Regions from separate parts of the Mus musculus genome. Here region 1 is linked to region 2. Evidence: chromatin contacts called from ENCODE POLR2A ChIA-PET data. All regions are on one chromosome and are shown on one strand. Each heading gives the region's core, a stretch centred on a gene start or an enhancer-like site at or near the end of the contact. The rest is flanking DNA. Distances are from core to core; before and after follow the strand shown. Region 1 holds the start of Sf1 (splicing factor 1). Region 2 holds the start of Snx15 (sorting nexin 15).

Region 1 (2,700 bases), core at 72-2,571, 240 kb after region 2:
CTACCACTCAATTGTATTTTCTGCCCAGACATTTGCTCTTTCTCTGTTCTATGGCCATTTCCTCCCTACCTGTCATAGTCTGTTGACTTGTACCATCCACCATACTTGAGTTTCTTATCTTTGTAGTCTCTTTATTCCTAGATTACTCCAAACCTTCTGTTGTCTACATGTCTACTTTTCTACATCATTTTAAAAGATTACTTAGTCTTATGTATATGGGTGTTTTGTCTGCATATAAGTCTGTGCACCATATATATGCAGTGCCTGTGAGGCCAGAAGAGGGTTCTGATATCCTGGGACTGAAGTTACGGATGGTTGTGAGTCACCATTTAGGTTCTAGGAATCCAACCTGGGACTCTGGAAGAGTAGCCAGTGCCTGGTCTTATCTGCTATTTCTCTAGCCACTCTAATTACATATTAAACACTGTTTCCCCTACTGGGTCTAAATAACCTCTCTGTGAGAACCCTATCTATCCCCAGTTCTATTATGTTGTGCTAACCTGTTTCATTACTCTCATGTTTATTTCATGGGAAGGAATGTTTGGCCTCAGTCTCATTTACAAGTTCCCTACCATTTTTATGGGTAATTTTAAGGTACCCGAAACAAATTTCCAACGCATTGAGATTTCCCTGGAAGTGCACACTTTTAGACTAACTTTTGAAATGACTTTCTCTCCCCTCTCCAAGAAGGACTTGGAGCGCCTGACTTTTCCTTTACAAGAGTTAGTATGTGCCATTGAACCTGGATTTTTTGAGACAGATATACTGTACCCCAGGTTAGCCCCAAACTCATGTCAGCTCTCCTGTCTCAGCCTTTCAAGTTCTCGGGTGACAGGCTACTTGGCTACCTTGTACCGGAATGAAATAAAGTCTTTAAATACACCCACCAACTACCCTAGTTTTGAGCCATTTCGTAACACTATTTTTCAGAGAAAACAGGAAGTCTTTCTCTACTCTACCTGCAGCTTCGACGTATCCTGTTCGTCAGCTCGAGCCCGCCCCTTCGCCGCGGTCCCTAGTTACCTCTAGCACAATGACTAACGTCACTTAAGGCCTCCGTTCCGCCCCTCTGGGGAAGGGGGCGGGGACACGCGTGCCCTCCCTACGCATGCGCACCCCTGCTCTCCGCCTTGGTTCCGGCTTCTCCTCCCGGCTTTCTCCATTCTCGAGCGGCTGGCTCCTGGGGGAGGGGAATCGTTTCAGCCAATCGTGTGGCACTACGACGCCGAGGCGCTTACCTCCATCGGTTTCAGCCAATGAGCTAGCCGTTCTCTCACGTCACAGACTTTGCCCCCTCCTATTCCCCTGCCACTCTGGCCTCAGTCCGCGCAGTAACAAGGAGTGCGCGCTGCGACACCTCCCAGTTCCCCCGGCCCCGCCGCCATTTCGTCGCCGGGCCTAACGGTTCGGCCAATCCCGACCCATATTGAAAAGAGCCAGTGCTCCACCAATCGGAGGCCGCTGCCTCCGACCTCACCTCGGGCCGGCCCAATCCAGGCCGCGGCCCCTCCGCCCCGAGCCCGCCCCCGCGGCGTCCTTTCTCCTCCCTCTTTGTGCGTCTGGCGCCGCCGCCGCCCGCCGCGTGAGAGGACGGGCTCCCCGCGCTCTTCAGCCGCGTAGTCGGGTCCCCTCCCCCCCACCTCCAGCTCCCGGAAGGTTCGTGAAGGAGAAGTCGCCGCGGAGGACGAGGAACCGCTGCTGCCGGTCCCCTGGGGCGCCATGGCGACCGGAGCGAACGCCACGCCGCTGGGTAAGCTGGGCCTACCAGGCCTTTCCCCACTTCCTGGGCCCAGAGGCAGCTTCAAGCCCAGCCTATTGGCGCTCGGGACGCCGCTGCCGGGGGCCCTAACCACGGCCTTGTCCTTAGCGGCGGTGCCGTCACCGCCGCCGCCCCCGGCCTCGTACCCGCCATAGCAGCCGCCCCCGCGCCGCCGCCGCTCTTTTCAGCGAGGGTCGCCTCCGCGCCAGGACCAGCAGCCGGGCCAGCCCGGTGGCGGCGGAGGTGAGTCGGGCCGATAGAGCGCGAGAGTCGTCGGGCGAACCGAACCGGCCGACGGAGGGGCAACGCCACCGCGGTTGGACGCGGCGAGGACGCGCGCGCGCGCACGGGAGGCCCGGGCGGACGCGCCACGGGGAACGCGCGGCCTGGTTTGGGAGGCTTCGATTGCGCACGCGCACCGCGAGAACCAGAAGGGCGGGAGGAAGCGTTCTTCGCGCAGACGCAGTGAGGCGTTCAGGCTTTGTGGCGCAATTGTGGTAGTTTTGGAAGAAGCCACCTGTTGCCCCCTGAGCTCCTGCTATGGAGGACAGGAGAGTCAGGTCCACGGGACGACGTGGTGTGAGTGGCTCCCTTGATGGTTTTTAGCAGCCCCGTGGCAGGAGTGTCTCCTTTCACAGTGAGGCGAGTTCGGAAGGCTACTAGGGATGCTTGAGTTCGATCATTTATTAAAGGTTTTCTCCTTTTGTTTTCTAGAAGGTTCTCAGAGTGACCAGCTTTCCCCGTGCTGTTTTAAAAGGCTTTTTCTCTGGGCCTGTAATCTGAGAAGTAGAAAACCTTGTGTGGTAAATGTAGGGAAGAATGTAATAAATCAGAGTTCTGATGACAAGTGTCCACTGGTCAGGAAAACTGATCTTTCCACGAGTAAGAATGGTCATATTGAAGGATGGCATGTTTCCCACAGTAATGTGTAGCAAGAGATT
Region 2 (2,700 bases), core at 12-2,511:
CCTTTCTACCCTCCGGCATCTTCCTAGAGACAATTATTATATTTGTATTTTTTGGCATGAAAAAGTAAACCCCCGGAACACTCTTGACGTATCTAAGACTCTGACTTAGATTGCTTTGGGAGCGACTTGTATGTGTTTGCTTCCTTTTAACAGTCGACAAGCCACTAATCAAACAGTTGCCAAGTTGAAAAAAATTTAAGTACAAGAAAATATATAGTCAGTCTTTCCGCAGCAACCCGGTTTCTCCCATTGGAGACCTCCATAGTTACCTTGGGTAAAATTCTAAAAGCATTCTTTCATGCTGATGTTTCTACGAGCTCATTCTAAGTTTTATTGTTACAAACACCAATTTCAGCTTATTGACTTCCTTATCTGTTAAGACCAGTCTTTTTTTTTTTTTGCGTGAGTTTTTAAAACCACACAAATTATATATATATAATATATAAATAGTATAATAAAATTATATGTGTATATGTGTATATACACACACACATACATTTAAACTTTTAAAGAGCTTTTTTTATAGTTGGTCCTGGTGGTGCACGCCTTTAATCATAGCACTTGGGAGGCAGATGCAGGAGGGTCTCGGTGACTTCCGGGCCAGTCTAGTTTACATCGTGAGTTCGCAAAAGCCAGGGCTGTCTCAAAAAAAGAAAAGATAGATAAATAAAAAGGTGGTGGTGGGGCTTTTACGGATCAAGCAGGGAAAATTACCAAAAGTTACTCTAAGCGATTAGAGAAGGAATATTTAGGTTAATCCGGAGTTTTCTTGCTTTGAGAAATTCGTAGACCGCATCTAGACATCACCAACAACAGAGAGGGGGTACCGGGCCAAGCGCAGAGCCAAGCTCCACAGACTTTAAAAAATGACCCTTAGCCCCGCCCCAGGAGGTGAGGCGCCTTAAATCTTCTGTCTCAGGCGCCTCTTAAAGGGGAAATCTATTTGTGTAGGCCAAACCGCGACCTCCTTGAAGCTCTTTGCCTTTAAGGTACAGCACGGATCCGGAGCTGCTTAAAAGGGTAATGCTCCCCCGCTGGGTCCCACCTCACCTGAGCGGTTACTTTGTACTCTGTGTAACCCTTGGGGTGGGTCCTAGGGTCCGAGACTGTGTAGTGTCGCAGGAAGTCATCCTTCGCTTGGCGCGACATGACAGCGGAGCCGGTCGCCGGCTCCTCCTCCTGCACGTCGCCCCCGCTCCCCGCGTGTTGAGCCTACTGCCACTGCCAGGATCCGGCCTGCGCCCTTCTTCAGGCCCAGGGACCTAGTCGCAAGTGACACAACCGTTCTTGGCTTGGGGGCGTGGCTAAGGGAGTGTCTGACAAGTTCTAGGTCATTGGTAAAGCGGAGTTCTAGGTAGAGACTAAGGATTGGTTGTTTGGGAGAGGATTTACCAGCTGGCATCCTGGCATGTGATTGAACCCACTTCCCCCTAACGTAAACCCTCCTTACAGACCTCCGAAACGTTTCTTTATTTATCTTCTTTACACTCATCCAGCCTCTTATTTATGAATTATTTTAAGCTAAGATCTCTGCTGTGTTGACCAACTTCTGGGCTTAAAATATTCTCCTACCTAAGCCTCCTGAGTATCTGGAACTTCAGGTGCTTGGCATAGGGTCTAACCCATGCAACTTTTATTGTGTTCAAAATGTGCCTAGCAGAGCCAAGTTCCCTGCCTCCCTGTGCGGATTGGGGGGTGGGGGGAACGACACACACTGACATTTTCTGATGCTGAAAAAACTGGATAGTGACAGAGGCTCTGAAATCACAACACTTACACGTATTTGAATTCCCCTTAACTGCTTCAAATTTGGGGAGGTTGGACGTTGAGATGATCTCATGTAGCCCAGTTTGGCCTCAGACTCTCTATGTAGTTGAGGCTGGCCTTGGATTTCTGACCCTCCAATTTCCATCTCCCAAATGCTGAAATCCTTGGTAAGCATTACATTTCCCTCTTGTAACTGCATGCATCTAGTTTTTCATCTATGGAAAGTGGTACCTGACACAGTATCTTCTGTAACAGATCAGATCAAGAGGCATGCTGGCACAACACAGGGATAGCGAAAACCCAACACCAATTGATCAAGGCCAAATTGGTGTGGAAGATTATCACTAAACATAGATTGCAGCACATCCCACCACTACCAGAAATCCCATCTTCAAATAGGAAAGAGTGGATAAAAGAACCATTAAGGGTTGGAGAGATGGCTCAGCGGTTGTGAGCACTGACTGCTCTTCCAAAGGTTCTGAGTTCAAGTCCCAGCAACCACATGGTGGCTCACAGCCATTCATAATGAGGTATGACGCCCTCTTCTGGGGTGTCTGAAGACAGCTACAGTGTGCTGTAAATATAATACATGTAAATATGTAAATATAATAAATAAATAAATCATTAAAAAAAAGAACCATTAAAAAATCTGAGGTGAGATGGCTCAGCAGTTAAGAGCACTGACTGCTCTTCCAAAGGTCCTGAGTTCAAATCCCAGCACCCACATGGTGGCTCACAACCATCTGTAATGAGATCTGACTCCCTTTTCTGGGGTGTCTGAAGACAGCAACAGTGTACTTACATATAATAAATAAATAGATCTTTTTTTTTTTTTAATCTGAGATGTTGGCTGCGGTGGTACATCACACTTTTAGTCCCAGCACTAAGGAGGCAGAGGCAGGTGAATCTCTGTTTTGAGGGCGAAAACAAACA

What was found. ChIA-PET counts read pairs that join two places held with the same protein, here RNA polymerase II (POLR2A).
Region 1: POLR2A ChIA-PET joins it to region 2 with 14 read pairs in embryonic stem cell. The contact joins the promoter of Sf1 here to the promoter of Snx15 in region 2. POLR2A ChIA-PET finds 5 or more read pairs at or near these places in 2 of 5 experiments (Patski and embryonic stem cell).

Annotation. Positions count from the first base shown.
Region 1 is chr19:6,362,369-6,365,068 of GRCm38, forward strand. It overlaps Sf1 (splicing factor 1), which reads left to right and starts at 1,322. Exons shown (of 13, transcript NM_001110791.1): 1 at 1,322-1,750. The coding sequence starts at 1,720. Gm14966 (predicted gene 14966) reads right to left here and starts at 1,342. Exons shown (of 3, transcript NR_168058.1): 1 at 1,239-1,342.
Region 2 is chr19:6,126,999-6,129,698 of GRCm38, forward strand. It overlaps Snx15 (sorting nexin 15), which reads right to left and starts at 1,262. Exons shown (of 8, transcript NM_026912.2): 1 at 1,051-1,262. The coding sequence starts at 1,149.